Linked DNA regions of Homo sapiens: region 2 is linked to region 1. Evidence: chromatin loops called from intact Hi-C (ENCODE). Cell type or tissue: HepG2. All regions are shown on one strand. Links, peaks and the distances in the headings refer to the core of each region. The heading gives the core; the rest is flanking DNA. Region 1 holds the start of LINC02617 (long intergenic non-protein coding RNA 2617). Region 2 overlaps LOC105369657 (a long non-coding RNA gene).

Region 1 (15,915 bases), core at 3,129-11,128:
AGCATCTTCTGCTATCAGTGCCCTGAAGTGATGTGAGAGCTGAAGGGGCAACAGGAACCTCCAAAGAAGCACAGCTCAGGCTCTAGTTGAGTGAGAAAAACGTGCTCCTTCTTAGGGGAAGGCAGCTTCTGATGTGGACTTCCTTTTGACAGCAGACACCACCATCCTATTTGAGACCATCTGGATCACCACTCCCCATACAACTGTTCATAAGACCGCAAAAAGGCAAATGGATCTCTGGACATCTGATAGGGTGGTGATGTGAAATGGATCACCCTCACCTTTACCTATACTTTGGTGTGGTCAAATATAGAATGAGAACTCTGGTTCTATCACAGAAAACCTCTGGAGCAAATGAAATCTCAAGAGAGAAGGATGGGGAGATGGGACAGGTGGGACAGATTTTGATGATAAGTTCTTTAGTATTTAGGGATATATTTTAATGTTAAGCATTATAAGTACCTCATTTTTATAAGGAGTGTATTTTAAAATTTAAAGTATATTGCTCTGGAAACAGTTAAGCCAAAACTTTGCATATATGCGAGAAATATAGTGCATAAACATGCTAAGTCAGTGTTCAAACATTTTGGCTGATATTTTCTAATTTGCATCTTTCATCATATAACTTGTGTCAGGCCTCTGAGCCTAAGCCAAGCCATCGCATCCCCTGTGACTTGCACATATACGCCCAGATGGCCTGAAGCAACTGAAGAATCACAAAAGAAGTGAATATGCCCTGCCCCACCTTAACTGATGACATTCCACCACAAAAGAAGTGTAAATGGCCGGTCCTTGCCTTAACTGATGACATTACCTTGTGAAAGTCCTTTTCCTGGCTCATCTTGGCTCAAAAATCACCCCCACTGAGCACCTTGCGACCCCCCCACTCCTGCCCGCCAGAGAACAAACCCCCTTTGACTGCAATTTTCCTTTACCTACCCAAATCCTATAAAACGGCCCCACCCTTATCTCCCTTTCCTGACTCTTTTCGGACTCAGCCCGCCTGCACCCAGGTGAAATAAACAGCCATGTTGCTCACACAAAGCCTGTTTGGTGGTCTCTTCATACAGACGCGCATGAAATTTGGTGCCGTGACTCGGATCGGGGGACCTCCCTTGGGAGATCAATCCCCTGTACTCCTGTTCTTTGCTCCGTGAGAAAGATCCACCTATGACCTCAGGTCCTCAGACCGACCAGCCCAAGGAACATCTCACCAATTTTAAATCAGGTAAGTGTCCTCTTCTTACTCTCTTCTCCAACCTCTCTCACTGTCCCTCAACCACTTTCTCCTTTCCACTCTTCAATCTCTCCCTTTTCTTAATTTCTATTCCTTTCATTTTCTGGGAAAGACAAAGGAGACACATTTTATCCATGGACCCAAAACTCCTGCGCCGGTCACGGACTGGGAAGGCAGCCTTCCCTTGGTGTTTAATCATTGCAGGGACACCTCTCTGATTATACACTCACGTTTCAAGGGTGTCAGACCACACAGGGACACCTGCCTTGGTCCTTCACCCTTAGCAGCAAGTCCCGCTTTTCTGGGGAAGGGGCAAGTACCCCAACCCCTTCTCTCCTTGTCTCTACCCCTTCTCTGCTTTTCTGGGACAGGGGCAAGTACCCCTCAACCCCTTCTCCTTCACCCTTAGCGGCAAGTCCCGCTTTTCTATGGGGTAAGAACCCCCAATCCCTTATTTCCGTGCCCCAACCTCTTATATCTCTGCACCCCAATCCCTTATTTCCGCACCCCAACCTCTTATCTCTGTGCCCCAACCCCTTTTCCCACTTTTCTGGAAGGTAAGAACCCCCGAACCCCTTCCCTCCATTTCTCTACTCTCTCTTTTCTCTAGGCTTGCTTCCTTCACTATGGGCAACCTTCCACCCTCCATTCCTCCTTCTACTCCCTTGGCCTGTGTTCTCAAAAACTTAAAACCTCTTCAACTCACACCTGACCTAAAACCTAAATGCCTTATTTTCTTCTGCAATGCCGCTTGACCCCAATACAAACTCGACAGTAGTTCCAAATAGCCAGAAAATGGCACTTTGAATTTTTCCATCCTGCAAAATCTAAATAATTCTTGTCGTAAAATAGGCAAACGGTCTGAGATGCCTGACATCCAGGCATTCTTTTACACATCAGTCCCTCCCTAGTCTCTGTGCCCAGTGCAACTCGTCCCAAATCTTCCTTCTTTCCCTCCCGCCTGTCCCGTCAGTACCAACCCCAAGCGTCGCTGAGTCTTTCTAATCTTCCTTTTCTACAGACCCATCTGACCTCTCCCCTCCTCCCCAGGCTGCTCCTCGCCAGGCTGAGCTAGGTCCCAATTCTTCCTCAGCCTCTGCTCCTCCACCCTATAATCCTTTTATCACCTCCCCTCCTCACACCTGGTCCGGCTTACAGTTTCTTTCCTTGACTAGCCCTCCCCCACCTGCCCAGCAATTTACTCTTAAAAAGGTTCCTGGAGCTAAAGACATAATCAAGGTTAACGCTCCTTTTTCTTTCTCCCAAATCAGAAGTGTTTAGGCTCTTTTTCATCAAATATAAAAATCCAGCCCAGTTCATGGCTCGTTCGGCAGCAACCCTGGGACACTTTACAGCCCTAGACCCTAAAAGGTCAAAAGGCCGTCTTATTCTCAATATACATTTTATTACCCAATCTGCTCCTGACATTAAATAAAACTCCAAAAATTGGAATCTGGCCCTCAAACCCCACAACAGGACTTCATTAACCTCACCTTCAAGGTGTACAATAACAGAAAAAAGTTGCAATTCTTTGCCTCCACTGTGAGACAAACCCCAGCCACATCTCCAGCACACAAGAACTTCCAAACGTCTGAAACGCAGCAGCCAGGCATTCCTCCAGAACCTCCTCCCCCAGGAGCTTGCTACACATGCTGGAAATCTGGCCACTGGGCCAAGGAATGCCTGCAGCCTGGGATTCCTCCTAAGCCACGTCCCATCTGTGTAGGACACCACTGAAAATCGGACTGTTCAACTCACCTGGCAGCCACTCCCAGAGCCCCTGGAACTCTGGCCCAAGGCTCTCTGACTGACTCCTTCCCAGATTTTCTCAGCTTAGCAGCTGAAGACTGACGCTGCCGGATCGCCTCGGAAGCCCCCTAGACCATCACGGACGCCGAGCTTCCGGTAACTCTCACAGTGGAAGGTAAGCCCGTCCCCTTCTTAATCAATACAGAGGTTACCCACTCCACATTACCTTCTTTTCAAGGGCCTGTTTCCCTTGCCTCCATAACTGTTGTAAGTACTGATGGCCAGGCTTCTAAACCTCTTAAAACTCCCCAACTCTGGTGCCAACTTAGACAATACTCTTTCAAGCACTCCTTTTTAGTTATCCCCACCTGCCCAGTTCCCTTATTAGGCTGAGACACTTTAACTAAATTATCTGCTTCCCTGACTACTCCTGGATTACAGCTATATCTCATTGCCGCCCTTCTTCCCAATCCAAAGCCTCCTTTGCGTCCTCCTCTTGTATCCCCCCACCTTAACCCACAAGTATAAGATACCTCTACTCCCTCCTTGGTGACCGATCATGCACCCCTTACCATCTCATTAAAACCTAATCACCCTTACCCCACTCAACGCCAATATCCCATCCCGCAGCACGCTTTAAAAAGATTAAAGCCTGTTATCACTCGCCTGCTACAGCATAGCCTTTTAAAGCCTATAAACTCTCCTTACAATTCCCCCATTTTACCTGTCCTAAAACCAGACAAGCCTTACAAGTTAGTTCAGGATCTGCGCCTTAGCAACCAAATTGTTTTGCCTATCCACCCTGCAGTGCCCAACCCGTACACTCTTTTGTCCTCAATACCTTCCTCCACAACTCACTGTTCCGTGCTTGATCTTAAAGATGCTTTTTTCACTATTCCCCTGCACCTCTCGTCCCAGCCTCTCTTCGCTTTCACTTAGACTGACCCTGACACCCATTAGGCTCAGCAAATTACCTAGGCTGTACTGCTGCAAGGCTTAGTAGACAGCCCCCATTACTTCAGTCAAGCCCAAATTTCATCCTCATCTGTTACCTATCTCGGCATAATTCTCATAAAAACACACGTGCTCTCCCAGCTGATTGTGTCCCATTAATCTCCCAAACTTCAATCCCTTACAAAACAACTCCTTTCCTTCCTAGGCATAGTTAGTGAGGTCAGAATTCTTACACAAGAGCCAGGACCACACCCTGTAGCCTTTCTGTGCAAACAACTTGACCTTACTGTTTTAGCCTAGCCCTCATGTCTGCATGCAGCGGCTGCCGCTGCTTTAATACTTTTAGAGGCCCTCAAAATCACAAACTATGCTCAACTCACTCTCTACAGTTCTCATAACTTCCAAAATCTATTTTCTTCCTCATACCTGACGCATATACTTTCTGCTCCCCGGCTCCTTCAGCTGTACTCACTCTTTGTTGAGTCTCCCACAATTACCGTTGTTCCTGGCCCAGACTTCAATCCAGCCTCCCACATTATTCCTGAGACCACACCTGACCCCCATGACTGTATCTCTCTGATCCACCTGACATTCACCCCATTTCCCCAAATTTCCTTCTTTCCCGTTCCTCACCCTGATCACGCTTGATTTATTGATGGCAGTTCCACCAGGCCTAATCGCCACACACCAGCGAAGGCAGGTTATACTATAGTACAAGCCACTAGCCCGCCTCTTAGAACCTCTCATTTCCTTTCCATCGTGGAAATCTATCCTCAAGGAAATAACTTCTCAGTGTTCCATCTGCTATTCTACTACTCCTCAGGGATTATTCAGGCCCCCCCCCCCTTCCCTATACATCAAGCTTGAGGATTTACCCCCACCCAGGACTCGCAAATTAACTTTACTCAACATGCCCTGAGTAAGATAACTAAAATGCCTCTTAGTCTAGGTAGATACTTTCACTGGATAGGTAGAGGCCTTTCCTACAGGGTCTGAGAAGGCCACCGCAGTCATTTCTTCCCTTCTGTCAGACATAATTCCTCAGTTTAGCCTTCCCACCTCAATACAGTCTGATAACAGACGAGCCTTTATTAGTCAAATCAGCCAAGCAGTTTTTCAGGCTGTTAGTATTCAGTGAAACCTTTATATCACTTATATTACCAACTTAAAAAGGACTGGACAATACTTTAACCACTTTCCCTTCTCAGAATTCAGGCCTGTCCTCAGAATGCTACAAGGTACAACCCATTTAAGCTCCTGTATAGACGCTCCTTTTTATTAGGCCCCAGTCTCATTCCAGACACTAGACCAACTTAGACTGTGCCCCAAAAAACTTGTCATCCCTACTATCTTCTGTCTAGTCATACTCCTATTCACCGTTCTCAACTACTCATACATGCCCTGCTCTTGTTTACACTGCTGGTTTGCACTGTTTCTCCAAGCCATCACAGCTGATATCTCCTGGTGCTATCCCCAAACTGCCACTCTTAACTCTTGAAGTAAATAAATAATCTTTGCTGGCAGGACTATTCTGAATCTCCTTAGGCACTCTCTAATCGGATATCCTGAGTCGTCCCAATTCTTAGATCTTTTATACCTGTTTTTCTCCTTCTGTTATTCCATTTAGTTTCTCAATTCATCCAAAACCGTATTTAGGCCATCACCAATCATTCTATACGACAAATGTTTCTTCTAACATCCCCACAATATCACCCCTTACCACAAGACCTCCCTTCAGCTTAATCTCTCCCACTCTAGGTTCCCACGCCACCCCTAATCCCACTTGAAGCAGCCCTGAGAAACATCGCCCATTCTCTCTCCATACCAACCCCCAAAAATTTTCACTGCCCCAACACTTCAACACTATTTTGTTTTATTTTTCTATTAATATAAGAAGGCAGGAATGTCAGGCCTCTGAGCCCAAGCCAAGCCATCGCATCCCCTGTGACTTGCACATGTACGCCTAGATGGCCTGAAGTAACTGAAGAATCACAAAAGAAGTGAATATGCCCTGCCCCACCTTAACTGATGACATTCCACCACAAAAGAAGTGTAAATGGCTGGTCCTTGCCTTAACTGATGACATTACCTTGTGAAAGTCCTTTTCCTGGCTCATCCTGGCTCAAAAAGCACCCCCACTGAACACCTTGCAACCCCCCCACTCCTGCCCGCCAGAGAACAAACCCCCTTTGACTGTAATTTTCCTTTACCTACCCAAATCCTATAAAACGGCCCCACCCTTATCTCCCTTTGCTGACTCTCTTTTCAGACTCAGCCCGCCTGCACCCAGGTGAAATAAACGGCCATGTTGCTCACACAAAGCCTGTTTGGTGGTCTCTTCACACGGACGCGTGTGAAATTTGGTGCCAAAACCCGGGTACATCTTCCTGAATCAGGCTTCTGAGAACTGTTCCACTTTGCAGTCCTGTTGGATCTATATCTTGAGAAATAAATTAAAGAGCTTTTCCCTCCACAGTGACTCTTCGTATATTTGTAAACAAGTTTGGTTTTATTTGTTTTAATCATTTTGATTGAAATGTAGAACTAGAAACAAAATGATGGTGTCAAAAATAGTTTATTAGTTGTTAAGTTTTTAGGGAGTCAAAAGTTATATATGGATTGTCAACTGCAGAGGAGGTCAGTGGTCCTAATGCCCACATTGTTCAAGGTTGACTGTATGTGTGTAGACGTATATTTTTTTCTAGTTAAGGAGATAGCCATACAGTTTTACTTTTCTCATGAGCTTTATTTGTTCAATTTTTGTGAATGTTTCAGGTGCATTTGGAAAAAAATATATTTTATATTATCAGTGCATAGTGATCAATATGTATTCAAAATATCTGCTATACTATCTTATTTAGATCTTCCGGAAAATAACTTATTTTTGCCCACACTTTCTGCCTTATATTGAGAGTGGTATATTAAAATCACCCTGTATTAATATGTTATGGTCTTTTTTTTTCTTGCATCTCTTGTAATTTGTATTTTATATAAATAATCAGTGTATTAATTACTACATAAATTCTTAACTATGTACTCTTCATTGCAGTATGTAGATTTTAATATTATACAACATCTTTCTTTGCCTCATTTAGTTCTGTTTTTATGTCTACTTCTTTGGCATCAGAATTGCAACCCCTTTCTTATTGCTAACATTCATCTTGTAAATCTTTGTTCATTATTTTACTGTGGTATACTATTACCTCTCACAGTTCAACTCCTGTTTCATACCAACCTTATTATTTTTTTGGCATTTGTGGTCTTGTTTTTATGATTGCGTTAGAATGTCTAATTCAATTTGCAGTGTTTATTACACTTTTCATCTGCTTAGTGGTTGTTTCCTTTTTTGAGTGAGTGATTTTTCAAAAGAAAAATATTTTTATTTACATTATCTGAAGTTTTAAAGAGGTTTCACATAAATATGGTCTGTTTTTTCCTATTCCTGTTTCGTGGACAAGGAACCTAGTTAGAGAGCTCCCTCTTCTGTCAGTTCTGTCCTATTCAGCATAGTGTCCTCTATGGGTGGTGGTGATGATGGGATTGGGAAGGGCAAATGATAGTCATGTCTTTTTTCTCTTTCCTTTCTGCAGGATTCTTAAGTCCCTCACATTACTTATTTGCTTTGATAGTCACATTTCTAAGGAGTGTCACTCCTTTATTTTCTGCTTCTCTCCAAGAAACCATTGTTTTCCTTTCCAAGTTTTCCACTTCTGGTCTTCAGTTTCAAGCCTTTTCCCAGTACTATGAACTACCAAGTCCAAAATTGTGTTAAGTATTCTGGCATTGATTGTTGAAGTTTTATCTTTCAGGGTTTATTGTATCTGTGATTCATTTATGTCCTCTAGTCTTCTCTTCTGAGTATGTTAAAGACTAATCTCCCTATCCTGCACCGCAGGTATTCAGTGGTAGGCAGGAGCGAGTGTTCTTTTGCAATATTTTTTCTCTATTTATAGGTAATTTGAAGGTTGTGGTACTCTATGTGTCCTAGAGATGTTGAAAGGATAAGGTATTATGTGGTTTTATTTGCTTTTCTTATTAATTTTATGAGTTTGGGGGAGAGATAGGAGATATCTGGGATTAGACAACCATCTCTGCAACGTGAGAAACTGAGGATTTAGCTACTGTTATTTGTTAAAGTGCCCTTTCTCTTAAATCCTTACTCTGAAATCTATTTCATACTTCAAACCTGTCAAAGGTTGTATGGAAGACTTATTATAAGCTCTCAATAAATAAAAATTCTAAAATGTTAACCTCAGGTGACTGTGTTCTTAATGTACAGGCTTACTTTCTTGTAGCCTGTCTGTGTAATTTATTTAGTATTTTAACAAACAGCTGTCACCTATGTTGGCTGAAAAAATGCAAGTCTAACCATTTTAATGTTGGAGCAATTAAAACCATGTATGAAAAAAATATTACATTGGATTTTACAACATATGTGCATCATAGCTAGAAACACTTCTAAGAATATATTTAAGAAAACCTCAGTTGGCGAGTAGAAAATATCAGAAAGCCTACTTAGTACTATATGGGATTGTGTTATCATAGCTCATACAGGATGTTTGGTGGCGTTGTGTACAGTGGTATTTGTTCTCTCCATCATGAGGTAACTCCAGCCACAATTTTTTCCATTTACGCATGGTAATGTTTTGTCCATTTAAGATGCAATTAAATTTCATTGTATTGTATTCCAGTTTAGAAATACAGCAAATGTTTTTATATATACATTAAATTTAAAATATATACATATACATACACATAAATTATAAATATGTATCTTATTTTTATATATTTAAATTATAAAATAAATGGTGGAGTAAAATTAGCAAGATGACAGAGTGGGAAGCCCTGGTCTCTTTTCTCTCTACAAATGCACCAATTCAACTAAAAATTCATAGACAAATTTTCTTTGTGGGAAATTAAGAAACTAGTTGAGATGCTCCAATGCTGTTGGTGAAACTACTCATGTTGAAGCCTTAGGGAAATCTAAGGTACACTCCTTCCCTAATTCCTGCCCCCAGCACAGTGCCAAAAAACCAGGGAGAAACTCCCCTGCTCCCAGCTTTGCTCTTGGTTAATAAATGATGGATGGCATGTCCAATTCCCCAATTTTTCCAGGGGCTACTCCTAAGACTGGCTTCTCTCTAGCCTGTCTCAGTGTACTGATAGAACCAAGCATAGCCTGGCTGCGTGGGACCAGCAAGAACATAGATGGTGGGGTGAGCTGGCAGTTTCAACCACTCCTTGGATCAAGATGGAGTGAGTGGACCAAAACCTTTAACTCTCAGCTTCTCCTTGGGGGAAAAAGTTGAACTAAACAACTGATAATCCATATTTTCTGGAGATTGCCTGAGGAGCTAGCTTTATTCCTGTTTATCTCAGAGCACTGACAGGACCTGGGATATTCTAGATGCCTGGAATCTACCAAGAAAAAAAGAAAGCCAGTTGGACTAGCATGAAGGTTGAAGAAGACTGCAAAAATCCTTCGCCAAATAATAACTAAAAGACAACAAAAAATGCCTTTACTGATATTATAAAAAATAGACTTTAAGTCAAAAATTGTCACAAGAAAAAAAGAAGGATATTACATAATGATAAAGGCGTCAATTCACATTGGAGGATACAATAATTTTAAATATATATGCACCCAACATCAGAGTATCTAAAGGTATAAAGCAAACATTGACTGAACTTAAGGGAGAAATAGATAGCAATACAATAACAGTAGGAGATTTCAGTGCTCACTTTTAATAATGGATAGAACAACCAAACATAAAGGCAACAAAGACCCAGATGACCTGATCAACACTGCAAGTCAAGTCACCTACAGACATGTGCAGAACATTCCATCCAACAGCAGCAGAGTATACATTCTTCTCAAGTGCACATGGATCATTCTGCAGGATAGATCATATGTTAGGTCATAAAAGAAGTCTTAAGAAAATTAAGAAAATTGAAGTCATATCAAGTATCTTTTACAGCATCAAGGGAATGAAACTAGAAATCAGTTGCAAAAGGAAAACTAATAAATATGTGATAATTTAACAATACATTTTTGAACAACCAATCTGCAAAGAATAAATCAAAAGGGAAATTTAAAAACACATTAGAATAAATGAAAACAAAAATAAAGTCTAACAAAACTTATGGGATGTAGTAAAAGTAGGGCTAAAAGAAAAGTTTATAGTGATGAATATCTGCATTAAGAAAAAAGAAAGGTCTCAAACAATGCACTTTATACCTTGATATGGTTTGGCTGTGTCCCCACCCAAATCTCATCTTGAATTGTAGCTCCCATAATTCCCCCATGTTGGTGGAGGGACCCAGTGGGAGATAATTGAATCATGGGGGTGGTTTCCCCCATACTGTTCTCATGGTAGTGAATCAGTCTTATGAAATCAGATGGTTTTATAAGGGGAAACCCCCTTTGGCTTGGCTTTCATTCTCTCTTGTCTGCCGCCATGTGAGACATGTGTTTTACCTTCTGCCATGATAGTGAGGCCTCCCCAGCCACGTGGAACTGTGAGTCCATTAAACCTCTTTTTCTTTACAAATTACCCAGTCTCTCAGTTAAGTCTTTATCAACAGTGTGAAAATGGACTAATACATATCCCAAGCAACTAGAAATGTAGAAAAGAACAAACAAAGTTCAAATTTAGAAGAATAAAGAAAATAATAAAGATTAGTTCAGAAATAAAATAGTGAATGGAAAGGATATATAAAAAGTAAACAAAACTAAGAGTTAGTTTTTGGAAAATATAAATAACTTGACAAACCTTTAGCTAGACTAAGAAAAAGAAGAGAGGCCTTAAATAAATGAAATCAGAAATAAGACATTGCAACTGATGCCACAGAAATATAAAAGATGGTAAGAGACAACTAAGAACAATTATAGGCCAACAAATTGGATAACCTAGAAGAAATGAAAAAATTCACAAAGACAAGGACCTACCAAGACTGAATTATGAAGAAATAGAAAATATGAGCGTATCTATAACTAGAATGAAGATTGAATCAGTAATCAAGAAACTTACAACAAAAAAATTCCCAGGACAAGATGGCTCTTCTGGTGAAGCCACCAAATATTTAAGGAGAAATTAATGGCCATCTTTCCCAAGCTATTATATAAAAATTTAAAAAGAATAAATACTTTCAAACTAATTTTATGTGGCCAGCATTACCATTACACCAAAGCTTGTCAAAGATACCACAAGAAAACTATAAGCCAATATGTCTAGTAAACGTAGATGCAAAAATCCTCAACAAAGTAGTAGCAAAATTAATTCAACAGTACACTAAAAGGAGTATATGCCATAAGCAAGTGGCATTTATCCCTGGGGTGCAAGGATAGCCTAACATACAAAATCAATTAATGTAATATACCACATTAATAGAATGAAGGATAAATGTCACCTGTGCATCTCAATAGATTCAGAAAAAAAGTTTTCACAAAATTTAATACCCATTTTATGATGATAACTCCTGCCAACCTAGAATTTGAGAAAAATATTTCAACATTTTGAAGGCCCTATATGTAAAGTGCATAGCTAATATCATGCTATGGAAAAAGCTGAACTTTTCCTCTGACATCAGAAACATGGCAAGGATGTTTGCACTTGCCATTTCTATTTAACCCTTGTCCTACTTAAAGCTCTTAGGCAAGGAAAAGAAATTAACAACATACAGATTGTAAAAGAAGAAGTACAATGGTCCCTGTTTGCCTATGGCATGCTCTAAAGAATCCACAAAAAAGCCTCCTAAAACCAAGTAAAGTTGCAGGGTACAAAATCAACATGCAAAAATCCTCCTATATTCATTTATTAAAAGACTTCATATAGTTAAAATATTTGTATTTCACAATGTGATCTGCAGATTTAGTGCAATACCTATCAAGACCTCAATGGCATTTTAGAATTAGGAAAACAATGATACTAAAATATACATGGAACCACAAAAAGCCCTGAATAGCCAAACAAATCTTGAGCAAGAAACAGAAGGCCAGAGGCCTCAAACTTCCTGATATCAAAATATATTACAAAGCTACAATAATTGAAACAATATGGCACTGGCATAAAGATGAACATATAGACCAATTAAACAGATTGGAGAACTTGGGAATAAACTTTGCAAATATGGTTAAACGGTCTTTGGGTGGCAGGACTATTTAAGGGGAAATGACAGTTTCTTCAACAAACAGTGACGGGAAAAATGAACATCCATATTGCAAAGAAATTGCTTATCTTACACCATATGCAAAAATAAATTTCAAATGGATTAAAAGCCTAAATGTAAGTACTGAAAATGTAAAGCCCTTCAAAGAAAACATAGAGGAAAACCTTTTGACATTGGTTTTGGCAATGATATCATCAATCTGACACCAAAAGCACAGGCAACAAAAGCAAGAATAGACAAGTAGGACTATAGCAAACAAACAGCTTGTTCGCATCAAAGGTGTGAAAGGAAAATATCTTGGGCCCCCAAAATCACTCAACAAAAGGGAAAATTCAAGCTGGGAACTGCTTAGGGCAAAACTGCCTCCCATTCTATTCAAAGTCATCTCTTTGCTCACTGAGATAAATACGTATCTGATTGCCTCCTTTGGAAAGGCTAATCAGAAACAAAAAGATGCAACCATTTGTCCCTTACCTGTGACCTGGGAGCCCCCCATTCTATTCAAAGTCATCTCTTTGCTCACTGAGATAAATGCATATCTGATTGCCTCCTTTGGAAAGGCTAATCAGAAACAAAAAGGTGCAACCATTTGTCTCTTACCTGTGACCTGGAAGCCCCCTCCTTGCTTCCAGTTGTTTCACTTCTGCTTTGAATTGTCCCACCTTTCTAGACCAAACCACTGTTCATTTTACATATGTTGATTGATGTCTCATGTCTCCCTAAAATGTATAAAACCAAACTGTGCCCTGACCACCTTGGGCACATGTCAGCAGGACCTCCTGAGGTGAGGCTGTGTTATGGGCATATGTTCTCAACCTTTGCAAAATAAACTTTCTAAATTAACTGAGACCTGTCTCAAATTTTCAGGGTTCACAAAGGAAATAACCAATGGAATGAAAGGATGATCTACAGAATGGGAGAAAATAATTGCAAATCATATATCAGAAAAGGAGTCAATATCCAAAACATATAAAGAACTCCTACAACTCAATATTAAAAAAAACACAAGTAACCCAATTAAAAAATGTATCAAAGACTTGAATGGTCATTTCTTCATAAAAAACATACAAAGGGTCAATGGGCATATGAAATGATGCTCAATATCACTAATCATCAGGGAAATGCAAATTATAACCACCAAATATCATCTCTCACTTATAAGGATGGCTATTATCAAACAAATGAAAGACAAGTGTTGAGAAGTACGTGGGGTAATTAGACCCCTTGAACACTTTGGTGGGAATGAAAAATTGTGCTGCTTCTGTGGAAAACAGGATGGTGATTTCTCAAAAAATTAAAAATAGAACTACCATATGATCCACCAATCCCCTTTCTGGGTAATTATGCAAAAGAATTGAAATAAGAATCTCAAAGAAATATTAGTATACTACTGTCCATTGCTATACTAGTCACAGTAGCCAATGTGTACATACACATACAATAGAATATTATCCAGCCTTAAAAATGAAATCCTGCAATATGTAACAATGTGGATGAAACTTGAGGACATTATGCTAAATGAAATAAACAAGTCACAGGATAAATACTATATGATTCCACTTACGTGAAATATCTAAAGTGGTCAAGCTTATAAAATCAGAGAATAGAATGGTGGTTGCCAGGAATGGAGAGAGGAAAAAATGGGACGTCGTTAATCAAAGGGCATAAAGCCTCAATTATGCAAGATGAATAAATTATAGAGATCTACTATACAACATTGTACCTATTGTTAATAATACTGTACTGTAGACTTGAAAATTTGTTAAGAGGATAGATCTTATGTTGTATTTACCTCAATAAAATAAAATTTTAAAAAATTAGCAAAGCATCTGCAAAGATACGTAAAAAAGATAACATGAACAACTGAGGTTTATAACTGGGAAATAAAAACTATCTGATTTCAATCGAGGCAGAATAAAACATTTAATAAAAGCATATGTCATATGTACTCCTTATAAAAATTCTCATCAGACTAGGAATAGGAGGGAACTTTCTCAACCTAGTAAAGGTCATTTATGAAAATCCTACAGCTAAAATTAAGTATAAAGGTAAAAAAAGTGAATATTCATGCTCTAAGATCAATAGCAAAACAAGGGTGTTTACTCACCACTTGTATTCAACTTTGTGTTGAATATTCTGGCCACTGTGACAAGGTGATAAAAAGAATTAAAGGCACACAGTTTTCAAAAGAAAGAGGTAAAAACTGTCTTTATTCATCTATGCAGATAACCCAATGAAATCTACAGAAATGCTGCTAGGATAAGTGAATTTAGGCAGGTTAAACAATAAAAGATACACTTAGAATCAACTGTGTAAATGAATATATATATATATATATATATATACACACACACACATATACATATATACTTACAATTTTAAAATAAAACATTTGAAATTAGAAAATAAAATGTATAATAGCTTTAAAAACAATAGACTACTTTGGGGAAATCTCATAAAAACATAAAAGGCCTGAATATTAAAAACTACAAAACATTACTGAGTATAACTTAAGTATATTGAGACAATGGACTAGGTAAAGAAAATGTGGTACATATACACCATGGAATACTATGCAGACATAAAAAAGAAAAAAATCATGTCCTTTGCAGGAACATGGATAGAACTAGAGGCCATTATCCTAAGCAAATCAATGGAAGAACAGAAAACCAAAAACCACATATTCTCCCTTATAAGTGGGAGCTAACCATGGAGTACACAGGCACACAAAAAAAGGAAACAATAGACACTGGGGCCTACTTGGGGGGGAGAGGGAGAAGGATGAGGATAGAAAAACTGCCTGTCAGGTACTATGCTGATTACCAGGATGACAAAATTATCTGTACACCAAACCACTGCAACATGCAATGTACTCATATAAGAAGCCTACATATATACCCTGAACCTAAAACGAAAGCCAGAAGGAAAAAATTAAGCATATTGAGGTACAAGAAACATACTTTACTCAAGGATCAGAAGACTCTCAGAAGTAAAAAGGAATCGGCTGGATGTGGTGGCTCACGCCTGTAATTCCAGCACTTTGGGAGGTCAAGGCAGGTGGAGCAGTTGAGGTCAGGAGTTCAAGACAAGACTGGTCAACATGGTGAAACCCCGTCTCTACTAAAAATACAAAAATTAGCTGGGCGTGGTGGTGGGCATCTGTAATCTCGGCTACTGGGGAGGCTGAGGCATGAGAATAACTTGAACCCAGGTGGTGAAGGTTGCAGTGAGCTGAGATCACACCACTGCACTCTAATCTGGGTGACAGAGCAATACTCAGTCTCAAAAAAAAAAAAAAAGGAAAGAAATAAGAAATAAAAGGGAATTAACTATTGATACATGTATCAACATAGATGAGTATAAAAACTATTATGATGCTGAATGAAAAATCTAGAACACAGATGTACATATTATATGATTCTATCTATATAAAACATAGAAAGGCAAATCTATAGTAACAGAATATTCATCTGTGAGGGGAGGAGCAAGAGGAAGTATTTTATACATAGGGGAAAGGATACTTTTGAGGTTAGTAGGTGTTTTATATATTGCTGAGGTGATGGTTTCACAGATGCATAGATATGGAAATACATCAAATGTCATACTTTAAGCATATAAAGTATGCTTAAAGTATCTCAATTATACTGCAACAGCGCTGTTAAAAATAAATAATGGCTAAAAGCTTAAACAAGCACTACATAGAAGGGGATATAAAAATGAAAAAAAAAGATGAGGGATAAGCATCATTATTCATTTGGAAGATGGAAATTAAATGTACAATTGTATGCAAATGCATAGTATCCAGA
Region 2 (15,915 bases), core at 2,556-10,555, 170 kb before region 1:
GTGTGGTGGCACACACCTGTAATCTCAGCTACTTGGGGGGCTGAGGCAGGAGAATCGCTTGAACCTGGGAGGCAGAGATTGCAGATCATGCCACTACATGCCAGCCTAGGTGACAAAGCCAGACTCAAAAACAAAACAAAATAAAACAAACAAAAAAACTGCATAATGTATAATTTTGACATTATGTGGGAATGCTTAACTTCTGCCAAAATGTAGATTCAATCCAACATTATGCCAATTTTTATACTAATTGTAGTCCCTAAGTTTTCATAACCAAAAAAAAAAAGAGAGAATAACCTTACCGTTACCTACTAAGGTAACAAACTGTGAAATCAATTCCCCAATATCGCTTTGAAAATAAACCCCTTGGTTGTTAAAGAGAAATTGCAACTTCCAGCTCCATCCGAATGTATTATTTAACCGGTATTCTTCAGTCATCATCTACTGTTGGCTTGATTGTCACTCCTCTTCTTATCTGACCCCAACCAATTAAACGCCAGTGTTTTTCAACTCTTCGGCTAAGGGCAATTTTTTCTCCTACCTCTGTGCACACTGGATTGGTCAAAACAATTTTGCCCAAATCGGCCTTGACAGCACTAACTCTCCCTCCTGTCGACAGGGATCCTATGTTCACCATGAGCACTTCATTCTTAGACAGCTTTTGAACCTTTGCTGCTTTCTTGTCTCCTTCAGTGCGTACACCTAGAAGCCGTCTAAGCAGGAAATAGGAAATTTCCAATTCTGTGAATATCTCAGGTAAAGCTCCGACTGCACCAAGTATTTGCCCCACCATTCTGTCAGCCCGGCACAAAGTGGGGTCAATTTTTGTTCCAACTCCAATAAGACCGCCTGGAGCAGCATATTGCAGATCATTATGCTCCGCAAAAAGTGAAACAATTTTGGAAAAGATTGATTTACACATGAGTTTTCCTTCACTATCTTTGGAAACAATACCAGGTCTTACTTCTGTCTCCTGGCCCACCTTTAATACTCCTTTTAGGATACTACCACCAGCTACACCTCCCTTAAGGTCATCAACTTCACAGCCAGGTTTGTTGACATCAAAAGATCTAATAACAATAAGCCGGGGCTCTGAAGTAAAGTCTCTTGGGGGTACTGGAATTTTCTTTACTATGTACTCACAAACAACTTCAATATTGTATTTCAGCTGAGCCGAAATTGGAATAATGGGAGCTCCCTCTGCTACTGTACCTTGGACAAACGCAAGGATCTGCTCGTATTGTTCTTTAGCCTGCCTTTCTTTTACCAAATCAATTTTATTTTGTAGAATCAAAATATGCTTCAGTTTCATGATCTCTATAGCAGCCAGGTGTTCAGATGTCTGAGGCTGAGGGCAAGATTCATTACCAGCTATCAACAGAAGAGCTGCATCCATCACTGCTGCACCGTTCAGCATAGTAGCCATCAAAATATCGTGGCCAGGACAGTCAACAAAGGAAACATGTCTGACTAATCTGAAGTTCCCTTTGGTTCCTGGAATGTCTGTAGGAAACTCATCAGGCATACTGCTCCCACAAGATCGATAACATTCTGGCCGAGGGCAACTTGGGTCATCAAGTTGATAAATCTTAGCATTAGCATATCCAAGCTTGATTGTAATATTTCTTTCTAGTTCATTTTTGAACCTGACGGTGTGAACTCCAGAAATAGCTTTGACGACTGTGGATTTCCCATGAGCTACATGACCAATTGTACCTATATTAATTGTGGCTTGTCTGCTGATAACTTCGTGTGAAAGTGGCGTCAACTTGGTAACATCCAAGGTGGTGAGATCCTGACGCGAAAGGTGCGGCTGCCCCAGAGTCACCCCAGCTTCTCCGCCCGCCATGTTGCCAAAAGAGGAAGAAAGTCACCCCGGCTGCCGCCTGATCGTCTGCAGGGGTCCTAGTGCGGGGCGGGGATGCGGAGGCCGGAAGGTCGACTAGGGTCTCAGGATGGCCGGTGCAGCAGCGGCCTCAGTGCTTGGACTTCTCTCTGCTTGAATCTGCACAGTGCCTGTCGGTAGGCTTACTGGAAAACACGGTGCAAAGTTGCTGGAGCTATTCGTCGCAGACTTGGTAGATATTTGTGCAGGCAATACTGAGGGCAGCCACCCAAACCCCCGCCCCCTGGGCCCATGCGAGGCGGGTCGAAAATATATTTTCAGTTGACCACAGATAAATACTTAAAAAATTAATGGACCATTGTAATCTATTTATATGAAAATGGATCTTGTATATACAGCCTGCTATTACATTTCTAAGAAGACACAAAACCAGCAACACACTGAATAATTCTACACTAAATATTTTTCTTCTTTAAGAAGATTAATTATTAATATATTTATTTTTTGTTCGAAACAAATAGCTATGTCGTGGTTTATATTATAATTTTCATTTCTTCAAATTATGTTGGAGTGATGACCATTAATAGATGCTATATTGGAGATTTATTACAATAGCTTTATTGAGGTATAGTTTATATACAAAAAAACTGTGCATTTTTAACGTATACAATTTGATGAGTTTGGACATATGCATACATTCGTAATACCATCACCCAATGAAGATAGTAGGCATGTTTATCATCTACAAAGTTTTTCTTGAGTACCTTTATTTTGGGAGCAGAGGGCAAGTAAGACACTTGACATGAGATCTACCCTCCTAGCAGATTTTAAAGTGATCAACGTATTGTTGCTAACTATACGTACTATGTGGTACAGTATATCTCTAGAACTTATTCGTCTTTCGTAACTGAAACTTAACCAATTGAAAGTGAGTCCCTGGTAACCACCATTCTCTGTTCCTATGAATTTGACTACTTTAGATAACTCATATAGTATAATCATAAAGCATTTGTTCTTCTGTGACTGGCTTATTTTATTTAGCTTAATGTCCTCAAGGGTCATTCATGTTGTCATGAATGGCAGAATATTCTTTCTTTAAGGCTGAAGAATATTCCATCATATGTACATACTACATTTTCTTTATCTGTTCATCTGTCAGTGTACATTTAGGTTGTTTAAATATTATTTATTCTTGATAATCCTACCATTGATGTGGGAGTGCAGATATCTCTTCAAGATACTAATTTTAATTCTTTTGGATATACTGTATACCCAGAAGTGATATTATTGGGTTATATGGGTAGTTTTACTCTTAATTTTTGAGGAAGCTCTATACACCTTTTTCATAGTGCATTCTTATCAACAATGTGCTAGGGTTCCAATTTCTTCACATTCTTACCAACATATATATATATATATATATATATATATATATATATATATATATATCTTCATATATATGTATATGGATATATTCGTTTTAAGGAAGAGGGTAATAAATGAAAGTGAGAGGATGGCTCATCTCCTTCTTCTGGGTATATATGAATGAATATATGGATATGTGAATGTATCCATATATATATATATATATATATATATGTAAAATAGTCATCCTAACAGGTGTTAGGTAGCATCTTAGAATATTTCCCTAATGATTAGTGATGTTGAGCATTTTTTTATATACCCACTGGCCACATGCATGTCTTTTGTGGAGAAATGTCTATTCAAGTCCTTCATCCATTTTTTAAAATTGGGCTATTTTTTGTTTTTGGTATTAAGTTGTAGAGGTTCCTTATATATTCTGGACATTAATACCTTAACAGATATGTTATTTGCAATGTTTTCTCAAATCTATAGGTTGCCTTTCACTCTGCTGTTTCCTTTGCTGTGCAGAACATTTTTAGTTTGATGTAGTCCCACTTTATATAATTTTGCTTTGGTTACTTATGCTTTTATGAAAATTTAATGTAATCAAATACATCTATAGATTCAAGGCAATTCTGTTCAAAATCACAATTGCACTTTTTTTTACAAAAATAGAAAAATATTCATTAAACTCATGTAGAACCACAAAAGACACTGAATAGCCAAAGCAATCTCCAGGAAGAAGAACAAGGTTAAACAAGGTTAAAGGCATCATACACCCTGAATTCAAAACTATTACAAAGCTACAGTAGTACTGGCATAATAACAGACATACAGATCAAGGGATCTTTGAGAAATGCAAATCAAAACCACAATGAGATACTGTCTCTCACCAGTCACTATGGTGATTCAAATTTGGCATTTTGATTAAAATGTGAAAGAATAAGAGATGCTGGTGAGGTTGCCAAGAAAAGGGACACTGATACACTGTTGGTGGAAATGTAAATTAGTTAAGACACTGTGGAAACCAGTTTGGAGATTTCTCAACGAACTTAAAAACACAACTACCATTCAGCCCAGTTATCCCATTACTGGGTATATACCCAAAGGAAAATAAATCATTCTACTAAAATACACTGGAATTTGTATGTTTATCACAGCATTATTCACAATAGTAAAGATATGGAATCAACCTAGGTGCCCATCAAAAGTGGATTGGATAAAGAAAATGTGGTACACATACACTCATGGAATACTATGAAGCCATAATAAAGAATAAAATGATGTCCTTCACAGCAACATGGATGCAGCTGGAGGCCATTATCCTAATCAAATTAACACAGGAACAGAACACCAAATACTTACATGTTCTCACTTATGAGTGGGAGCTGGACATTGAGTACACATGGACATAAAGATGAGAACAATAGACACTTGCAACTCCAAAAGGGGGGATGAAAGGAGGAGTGTAGGGGTTGAAACCCACCTATTGGGTACTATGCTCACTATGTGGTGATGGGGTCAAATGAAAACTAAACCTTGGCATCACGCAATATATTTATGTAAAAAATCTGCACATGTACCTCTTGATTCTAAAATAAAAATAAAAGATTGAGATAAAAAGAGATAAAGTGTATTTAGTACAGTCTATTAGGACATTCCTAGATTTAAATTGTTTCTATATAATATTTCTTATATGTAAACTGTTCCTCTATGTTTTCTTCTAGGAGTTTAAAAGTTTTAGTTCTTACATTTAAATCTTCAGTTGATTTTGATTTGATTTTGTGCCTGGTGTATGATGAATCCAACATCTACATATGGATATTCAGTTTTCCCAACATGATTTGCCAAAGAGACTGTCATTTCATGGCATCCTTATATTAATATAAAAATTAGTTTACCATGTGGGTTTATTTTGGTGTTTTCTATTCTGTTCCATTGGTCTATATGTCTGGTTTTCTTTTAATCAGTACCATGCTGTTTTGGTTATTGTAACCATGTACTATAGTTTTAAGCTAGGTAATGTGAAGCCTCCAGCTTTTTTGTTTGTTTGTTTGACATTTGGGCTCTTTTTTGGTTCCACATGAATTTTATAATAGTTTTTTTTCAGTTCTGTGAAGAAAGACATTGGTAATTTGATAGGAATTGCACTGAGTCTGTAGATTGTTCTGAATAGTATGGACATTTTAACAGTATTTAATTTTTCCAATCCTTGAGCATAGAATATTTTTACTTTTGTTTGTGTCATCTATTGTTTCTTTTGGCAATGTTTTATAGTTCTTCTTGAAGAGAGCTTTCCTGTCTGGTTAGATGAATCTCAAGTTATTTTATTATTTCTGTGGTTATTGTAAGTGAGATTGCATTCTCGATTTTTTTGTCAGCTTGAACATTATTGGTGCATAGAAATGCCACTGATTTTTGTATCTCAAAACTTTACCGAAGTCATTTACTGGATCTAGGAGTCTTTTGAAAGAATCTTTAGAATTTTCTAGTGTGGAATCATACTCTCAACCACACGAATTTACAACCAAAATCTACCAGATGTATAAAAATGTACTGGTTCACTAGGCTGTAGAAATACAAAATATTGATAATATTATGTCTTTTTTCTTGTGGTTTATTCATGAAAACTAGGCCAAGAATAAGAAAAATCAAGGCGGGGATAGTTATTCCCTTTATAATTTCAGAAACAAGTAGACAGCAGAGAATTCTGCTGAAACCTAGGTACCCACTGAAATAAAACTATACAGAAAGAGCTAATGGTAGTTGCTTAAATTTAAATTCTCCTACAATAGCCTTAAAATATATATATATATTACATGCAAAAATAAAAATGAAAGCAGACAAATGTATGTCTTTAGCATGACTAGGGGTCAGAAAATACTAAAACTTCAAATTATTGTAAATTAAAAAAAAAAAAACTTACAGTGTTATTCCTAGATCCCATCTCTATCCTCTCATGGTGCCCTAGGGGTTTCAGATAAACTGGCAACTACCTCAGAAAGAGCAAGACCACACTAATTGTGAAAATTTAAAAAGGAATTCCAAAAGGATCAGATTGGTGGGCAGAAGGAAAGTGTGTTTTGGACTTGAAGAGTTAGTCTTGGAAAACGAAACTTCTGAGAAGAGGGTAAAACATAAGAAAGGAAAAAGCACATTTAAAATCTGCTCAGTAAATGAGGGAAAAAAGCAAGTGCGTGTATGTGTTGAAGAGAGGTGTTAGGATAGACAAAATGACATTCAAAAGACAAAACAAAAGAAACTTCTCTCCCCCAAATCATTCATTTAAGAGAATACATTGCAATATTTTGACAGAAGAGGACACTCTTGACATAGGAATCCAATACAGTGCTCCAACTATCATTCCAGTCCACAAAAAGCATTTTTAGTCTATTAATATATGAAGATACTATGGAAAGAACACAGAAAATGAGAATTAAAACATTCAAACTGATTTTTTAAATGCCCCATGAAGAACAATCATGAAACACAGAAAAATACGATGCAGCACTTCAAACTGATTTAAATATCCTAAAAACAAATAAAAATTGAACTAGTATACCAAAAATTCACAAGTTAAAAACCAAACTGTATAAAGCAGGAAGAAATGCAACAGTTCTTTTATTTTCCCATTTTCACTCACCTATTGTTATCGGGACTTTTTTTCATCTAAATTACAGACTTTATAACTAAAAGCTTCTTCCTAGGAAGATCCTATATTTTAGAAACTTTCAGTATCGATTTTCCTTATATAAATCTTTATCAAATTCACTTATCAAGCTAATTTTTCTCTGGAATCGTACAATGATAAATTATTTCCTGCCTCAGTAAATTTTTACTTCCCGGATTTTAATTATTTCTGTCATATGAAATGATGTATCTGAGTCCTGTAACCACTAAATCCTTTCTAATTTATTTTCTTTATATACATTTTCACAGAAACCCTGGAATCTGGATAACCTGTTGTGTAATTTACGCTAGAATAACCTTTTATAAAGTGTTTTAAGCACTATTTATCTGACAATTATAAGACAAGACTCAGAAAAAAATGGATCAATGAAACAGAAAATGTCCCAAATGAGATGGTCAAAATAATCTATGACTTGGAAAATAAAAGCAGGAACTAAGACTGTGGCCGTGAGTGTTTGAGGAACTAAATTCCTAGTGTTTAAGTCCTGAAAGAATAAAGTTTCAGCTAATATGCGTTCTGTTCCTATTGCTTTGATAATTAATCGTGGCATTTTCATTTTTTTAGATGACTGTAATTCTCTGACTTTGCTTTAAAAAATTAATTCTCTCAATTTAATCACAGCTTATTCGAAAGAGATGACATGTGTATAGATCTGTGGTTTCTGTCACAAGAAAATCACTTCTTAGGAGAATTTTCTATACATAACCAGTTTTAGAAATGCAAAAGGTAATTTTAATTTATTTTTGTTTTATTTTCCTATAATATTGATTATAAAAGATAGGAAAAATTAATATAAAGAAAATGACTGATTTTTAAAAATGTATCTTTGTGCATATCCTAAAAAACCCTGATCTCTACATAAACATATCTATTATTATTTTTCTTCAGAATTTCAGAAGTAACAAAAGAGAAGAAAATTTTACGGAAATCTGGATTTCCATCTCATTAAAATAGACTGAGGAGGGATTTGGAATGTAGACACTTTATCTTATTTCCTTATCTTATTCTATTCATGTTAATATCTGTAACTAAAATAATCTTTCTTTGACTAGCTGGTTTATGCTATTTTTAGAACATAATGCTATATATTCTGTTGGAGTGGTTATTTAGTAGAATATTTTGATATAAAACCATAATCCAAACATGTGACAACTAAAATTGTTTGAAAGGACTTCTTAAAAGTATAAATGGAATAGCTTACAACTGATGCATGCTTTTGTAAAAAAAAAAAAAAAAAAAGTTGTTAAATCAATTAAATACCAAAGAAAAACTGATATTGGAAACATTAGTTAAACCATAATGGAAAAATTTCCAAGTTTTTAGATTTTTGTCTGAGTTTACTCCTTAATACCTACAGAGTTTGGGGTTAGGTTTATTAGTTTGAGGTGTCAGTTTGGTTTCATTTTGGTTTGAAAGAAGAAACAGAAATTAAGAGAGGGATTTTGAAAAAGAAAGAAGTCATGGAAAGTGTGAGGCACAAACTATGCTAACAAAATTCAGTCAACCCTTTTGCTAAGAACATAACTATATCTCTCATCAGTCAGAATGGCAGTTATTAAAATGTCAAAAAATAAAAGATGCTCTTGAGGTTTCAGAGAAAAGTGAACACTTATACACTATTGGTAGAAATGAAAATTAATTCAGGCACTGTGGAAAGCAGTTTAGAGATTTTTCAAAGAACCTGAAGCAGATCTATCATTTGACCAGCAATCCCATTACAGGGTATATAACCAAAGGAAAATCAGTTGTTCCACCAAAAAGACGTATGTATGTTTATGTCCCTCATGGTGCTATTCATAACAACAAAGACAGAATCAATGTAGGTGCCCATTAATGGTGGATTGAATAAAGAAAATGTGGTATGCGTACACCATGGAATACTATGCATACATAAAGATAAATAAAATCATGTTTTTTGTGGCGGTATGTATGCAGCTGGATGCCAAAATCTTAAGTGAATTAATGCAGAAACAGAATCTCAAACACTGCATATTCTCACTTATAAGTGGGAGTTAGACATTTGGTACACAAATATATAAACCTGGAAAAACAGACATTAGCGACTGTTAGGGGATGGGAGAGAGGCTGGCGTGGTACCCAAAACTACCTGTTGGGTACTATGGTTACTACTTGGGTGATGGGATCATCTTTATCCCAAACCTTAGTATTACACATATACCCATGTCACACACTGTCATGTGCCCTCTGAATCCAAAATAAAAGTTGAAAAAAACGAATTAACAAAATCAAACATATTAGATTTTAATTTTTATATATTACATGCCTTTCACAAAGACTTCTATTTTTCTTCATGCTGCTTAAAAGTTATGGCTGTAAGAAAAGTTAAAAAAAAGAAATACCTATATTGTATCTTAAATATCATTTTGTGCTTTTCTACCTGTGGTGCAGAATGAATAGATGCTCTGGGAAATGACATCAATTCTATATCATTTATTTATTCACTGAACTCACATTTATTGGGTTAACATATGTGGCCAGTTGCTGTGATAGCCCCAGGGTTATAAAGGTTAAGTAAGCATGGTCCATTAAGGTACTTACAATACATAGGGGAGCAAGTCACAGAAGTCAGAGTTCCAGCACAAAGCTAGGTGTAAGCCTGGACTGTGATAGGAGTATGTAAGATGGACCTTATCCAAAATGTTAGGCTGCCCAGTGTTTGCACATTTGAAAGTCGTTTTCTGGGATATTTAATATTGAGTCAAATAAAAAAATGAAAAGAATATTTTGTACAAGACAGCACATTCAAAGATATACTATTTTCTGGTCAACATTTTTTTTATGCTCCAGAAAGCTACAACAACAGATATTTCTTGGCTCCCAGGGGCTATGATGAATTTCAAAAGGAGGTGGTGTAACTTCTATGCTCAGAAAGCACTTACAAGTTAACTATGAGCAATAAAGTTGAAGGTATATAAAAACTTAGAATAACAATAGTAAGTAGAAAAATGACTGTGTATGAGTGGTTGAGTGTGTGCAATGGATGTTTCTGCTCACCCCTGTAGAGATACAGCAAACCCCAGTGCTGCCAAGGCTGTGGTGGAACCTCTGTGGCTTCTAGGGGAGGTGTGTAGTTCAGCCCATGACGTCGATATGGTTCAGGGTGCTATTTACTGGCTATTTGGCTGGAACAATCTCCTGAATTTTATGTGAACTGCTTAGTGGAAAGTTTTAAAATCAAGCAATATCTGTAAATATATTTCTTGGCAAGAGAAATAGTATGAAAAGGATAAAGTGGGAAACTTTTCTGGGCAGTGAGGTGAATAAAACACTGGTAGAGAAAATGAGACTGATCTAAAGATATTGACAAATATATTAGAAAAGAGGAAAAGAGAAGATTAAGTTCTCATACTTGCCAGCAAACAAAATTTGATCATTCATACATTATGTGAAGAGAAGTCTGAAAGTTTAGGAATTGTGTTGATACAGCTTGCACTAAAATTCAATCAGCTTTTTATTAGAAATGATATTAACACACGTAAGTTCATAGCTTACTACTGATTACAGTAAGTTCATAGCTTACTATTGATTACATTTACAAGAACAATAATACAAACAGAATTCGTTGATGTAAAATAAATTTGCTAGCAAAAAATTTAAATCTATAATTGTGAGTCAATGACTGGAAATGACTTTACAAATCTATTACAAATATTAAATATTTTGTTACACTGAAGAAATATGTTTCCTAAAAAAGCATTTCATTAAACATATGAGGTCTGATTATGCACACATTGTGGAATTTCATGTGTACAAAATTGTATGTTTCCACACTGGTTTAGGAAATAATATTAAAAAATTTTTTAATTGAAAGAATAATTTGTTTTTCCTTTTTTTCTCCTTGAAAGTTATCTGTTTAAAAAGTAATTTATCTTAATATTTCAGTTATAGAACCAAAGAATTATGCTTTACAGACTTGAAATTTCCTCTGCACAGTGGTGCGATTTCTGGGGAATTGATGTATAAAAAATACTATTTACTAGACATTGTATGAAATAGCATGTTTAATGTTTAGTTGTATGTCTTTGCTTTCCATTTTCGATAAGTAGATTTGTCGAAATTCCTCTAGCCCGAAAGAAGTGAGTGTCTTTGGTGTGTCAGTCACAAAATCAACTATCCACTCATTGAGAAAGAAAAGGAGAAATACTAGGTTAAATTTCGAAAAGCCATGGCTGGTAAGGTGTTTTTAAATATGTGGCTTAAAATTCTAGAAAATCCTGAGCCAGGATTGCAGAAATTGGCATTTTGATTCTGAGGTGTGTACAAACTTGAGAAGTTTGAAGAAAACCTTTGGAATTTTAAAGGAATAGTAATAACTTTAAATCTTTGATTGTGTCAGTGACACAGTCAATTTTGCAAAGATGTAAAAACATAATAAAAGAACGGGTATGTCTTTATAAATTCATAATAAAATTGCAAAGCATCCTATTCTCCCCTAGAAAAAAGGGTAAATTTTTGCTTAGCTTTGAATTATATTGTCAGAACCCAGTAAAGCGAAAAATTTCATTCAGAAAACACCATTCAATTTGAGCTCTGTTGATAATTCAATTAGATTTAGTCTCATTGTTAGGATATTTACTTACTCGATGGTGCTTATTTGAATGGGGAAAATTTTATTTATGGAAATACATTTTATTATAGGACTTAGAATGTATAGACATAATACAAATTATATTAATCTGCATGCTGATATTCCAAAGAGCTTTTGGGGAATTTTCTGTTTGCTATTTTCCTTCAGGAAATATTTCAGGAATCTTAGCCAGGTTTAAATTGCTATATCTGTGAAAATAATGTGAACGTTGATATACATATTTAATTTAATTTATAATGATGTATTTAATAAAGATTCTAACTCAGAAGATTTCTTTTTTTCTGAGACAGACTTAGGAAACAAGTCTGTCTTCTTTAAAAGCAGAGCTTCTGAAGAGAATAGATCCCAGACTAAATTCAATACGATTTTCAAATGTTTACCCAGAGACATAAAGAATTAATTCTGTTTTTGTCAGACTCAGCCTACTAATGTGTTTTATATATGGCAGCGTAGGTCCTAAACCTATCTTTCAAGCAGTTGATATTGTCAAATCTTTTTCCTTTCTAGAAGGTTTAAAAATAAGAAAGCTATTATTCTATTCCTTCTGCTATCAAAATTCAACAGTGAGATGTTACTGTCAGCAACCCAGAATTAAGTATTGAATATTGGATGTTGAGAATTATCCAGAATGGGATACGGTAGACAGTGGACAGTCTTGTCTTTGAAGGGTTATTTTAATATTCCCTTCATATATTTGGGTGCTCTAATATATGTTTATAATTGTTATGTCCTCCTGGTTATCTGATCCTTTATCATTATAACTTAACATTTATTTTATCTGATGTAAATACGGCCACCCCTTTTTCTTTTGGTTCCCATTTGCATGGAATTTCTTTTTCAGTCCTTTCATTTTCAGACTGTGCGTGCCCTTACATCAAAAGTGTTTCTGTTATAGACAGAATACAGTTAGATCTGGCTTTTTACTCATTCAGCCACACTGGGTCTTTTTATTGAATAATTTAATCCACTTATACTTAATTAATTACATGAAAGGATTTACTATTGCCATTTTCTTCAGCGCTTCTTGTATTTCTTGTAGTCATTTTGTTTCCTTTTTCCTCTGTTTCCCTTTTTTTGGGGGGTGCTGGGGACAGGGTCTCACTCTGTCACCCAGGCTGTAGGGCAATTCTGGGTTGAAAATTCTTTTCTTTAAGAATGTTGAATATTGACCCCCCCACTCTCTTCTGGCTTATAGGGTTTCTGCAGAGGGATCCTCGGCCTTTGTGGATGACCTGACCTTTCTCTCTGGCTGCCCTTAACCTTTTTTCCTTCATTTTGACCTTGGAGAATCTGATGATTATGTGTCTTGGGGTGGACCTTCTTGTGGGATATCTTTGTGGCGTTCTCTGCATTTTCTGCATTTGAAGACTGTCCTGTCCTGCTAGGTTGGGGAAGTTCTCCTGGATAATATCCTGAAGTGTGTTCTCCAGCTTGTTTCCATTCTCCCCGTCTCCTTCTGGTACTCCAATCAATCGTAGGTTTAGTCTTTTTACCTAGTCCCATTTTTCTTGGAGGCTTTGTTTTTTTTCATTCTTATTTCTTTAATCTTGTCTGCATGCCTTATTTCAGCAAGGTGGTCTTTAAACTCTGATATCCTTTCTTCTGCTTGGTCAATTTGGGTGTTGATACTTGTGTATGCTTCACGAAGTTTTTGTGCTGTGTTTTTCTGTTCCGTAAGGTCATGCGTGTTCCTCTCTAAACTGGTTATTCTAGTTAGCAGCTCCTCTAACCTTTTATCAAGGTTCTTGGCTTCTTTGCATTTAGTTATAACATGCTCCTTTAGCTCAGCAGAGTTTTTTATTACCCATCTTCTGAAACCTACTTCTGTCAATTCGTCCATTTCATCCTCTATCCGGTTATGTGCCCTTGCTAGAGAAGCACTGCCATCATTTGGAGGAGAAGAGGCACTCTGGCATTTTTGGTTTTCAGCGTTGTTTTGTTGATTTTTTTCTCATCTTCACGAGTTTATCCAGTTTTGATCTTTGAAGCTGCTGACCCTTGGATGGGGTTTTTGTGGGGATTTTTGTTGTTGTTGTTGATTCTATTGTTGTTGCTTTCTGTTTGTTTGCTTTTCTTTCAATGGTCAGCTCCCTCTTCTGTAGGGTTGCTGCATTTTGCTGGGGGTTCACTTCAGGCCTGTTCAACTGGTTCACTCCCTCGCCTGGAGATGTCACTCAAGGTGGCTGGAGAACAGCAAAGATGAGTGCCTGCTCCTTCCTGTGGGATCTCTGACCTCAAGAGACACCAACCTGACACCAGTAGGATCACTCCTGTATAGGGTGTCTGACAACCCCTGCTGGAGGGTCTCACCCAGTTGCGTGGCACAGGGAACAGGACCCATTTAACGAAGCACTCTGACAGTCCCTTAGTGGAGGGATGTGCTTCGCTGAGAGGAAACCCACTCATCTGGACTGCCTCGTTTCCTCAGAACTACCAGGAGGAAAGGTAGGTACAGTATTCCTGGTTAGCATTTTTTCCCAGCACTTTGAATATCTTATCCCACTTAATTCTGGTGTGCTATGTTCCTGCTAATAAATCTGCCGATAATCTTATGGAAACTTTCTTATACATGATTAGTTGCTTTTCCTTTGCTGTTTTCAAGATTCTTTGTCTTTGACTTTTGACAGGGTATAATGAGTCTCAGTGTCAATGTTTATTGTTCATCCTAGCTGGAGTCCTTTGTGTTTCTACAGTTTAATGTCCAATTACGTGGATTTAGGAAGTTTTCTCATATTATTCTTTGAATAAGCTCTCTGGAAAAGTTTGTTTTAAAACATCAAGAGAGGCCGGGCGCGGTGGCTCACGCTTGTAATCCCAGCACTTTGGGAGGCTGAGGCAGGTGGATCACGAGATCAGGAGATGGAGACCATCCTGGTTAACACGGTGAAACCCCGTCTCTACTAAAAATACAAAAAATTAGCTGGGCGTGGTGGCGGGCGCCTGTAGTCCCAGCTACTGGGGAGGCTGAGGCAGGAGAATGGTGTGAACCCGGGAGGCGGAGCTTGCAGTGAGCCGAGATCGCGCCACTGCACTCCAGCCTGGACGACAGAGCGAGACTCCGCCTCAAAACAAACAAACAAACAAACAAACAAAAAATCAAGAGAACTGTGTTCTTTAAAGATTTGGAAGAGTTAACCAGTAAAATCATTTGAACCTACTGTTTCCTTTGTTGCAAAATAATTAACAAAAATTTAACTTTAATTGATGCAGTTCAATGTAGGGCTTCTAATTCCTGTATAGGCATCTTTAGTTGTATTTTTCAAGGAATCGATTTTAATCTAAGTCAATACATTTATTGGCATTTGTTCATAAGTCACTCATTCTCCATTTAATATCTGTAAGATTTTTGCAAATGTTCCCCACACCTTTTCATTCAGATAATGATAATTTTTGTCTTGTCTCTTTTTTTCTGTTAACTCTAGTTATTTCAAACTTACTGATCTATTCAAAGACTGGCTTTCACAGTAATCAATTTTATCTATTAAGTTCTTATTTCATACTTTTCTGCTGTATTATTATTTCTTTCCTTTTGCTCATTTGGGGTTAACTTATTTTTCACTTGGTAGTACGTTAGGGTAAAGCTTAAGTCAATTATTTGAGACCCTTTATTTTTTACTTAATGAAATAATTATCTTTCTACTCACTATTAACACATCTCCCAAATTTTGATAGGTGTTTAATTTTTATTTATTAAAATATTTTGTAATTTTATGTCTCATGGATTTATGTAGAGGCATGCTTTTAATTTTCTAAATATTAGTGGATTTTCTAGTGTCATCTTGCTAACAATTTCTAATTTATTTTTATTGTATGAGAGAACATACTGTGCATAATTTCTATCCTCCAAGACTTATTGAGTCTGGTTTTATGTCCAGTGTATGAACGAACTTGGTGAATGTTTCGTATGCAGTTATGAAGAATCTTCATTCTGCTGCTGTTAGTGGTAGTGTTTGCTCTAAACATGCAAACAAAGTTAAGCTGGTTGATATTGTTAATAAATTATTCTGCAACCTTACTAATTTTCCCTCTTTTTGTTTTATCAATTAAAGGTGGGAGCTTGAAAAGTCAATCTCATAGAAGTAGAGAGGAGAATAATAGTTACCAAAGCCTGGAAAGCGTATATGGAGGGGAGGGGATAAAGAGAGATTGGGTACAAACATGGTTAGATAAAATAAACGACTTCTAATGTTAGCTAGCACAGTAGTGACTACAGTTAAAAACAATGTATTGTATATTTCAAAATAGCTAGAAGAAAGAACTTGCAATGTTTCCAACGCAAGAAATGACAAATGTTTGAGTTATGGATATCGTAAATACCCTAATTTAATCATTACACATTCTATGCATGCCACAAAATATCACATGAACCCCACAAATATGTACAAATATACATCAAAAAATGTT

Evidence for each region. A loop is a pair of places that touch in the nucleus more often than their neighbours do. Peaks named below come from ENCODE experiments on the same cell type or tissue, not always from the same donor. Only the 100,000 strongest peaks of a DNase experiment are listed, where the experiment ranks them.
Region 2: it touches region 1 in a loop (17-fold over the local background); 21 of 110 quality-filtered maps call a loop at or near these places.

What each region holds. Positions count from the first base shown.
Region 1 is chr12:10,323,358-10,339,272 of GRCh38, reverse strand. It overlaps KLRD1 (killer cell lectin like receptor D1), which reads right to left. Exons shown (of 6, transcript NM_002262.5): 6 at 9,665-15,915. LINC02617 (long intergenic non-protein coding RNA 2617) reads left to right here and starts at 981. Exons shown (of 3, transcript NR_159946.1): 1 at 981-1,228; 2 at 2,964-3,161; 3 at 6,210-6,413. RefSeq lists enhancers at 87-666, 667-1,245. In HepG2, for the core only: a CTCF peak has its summit at 7,436 (motif pointing left); a DNase peak (open chromatin) is centred at 7,432.
Region 2 is chr12:10,491,837-10,507,751 of GRCh38, reverse strand. LOC105369657 (a long non-coding RNA gene) reads left to right here. Exons shown (of 6, transcript XR_931355.4): 4 at 7,151-7,348; 5 at 7,524-7,628; 6 at 7,791-11,774. It overlaps EIF2S3B (eukaryotic translation initiation factor 2 subunit gamma B), which reads right to left and starts at 1,862. Exons shown (of 1, transcript NM_001357734.3): 1 at 1-1,862. The coding sequence starts at 1,849. The coding sequence ends at 431. In HepG2, for the core only: a CTCF peak has its summit at 6,549; no DNase peak of the experiment used is centred there; H3K27me3 peaks cover 235 bases.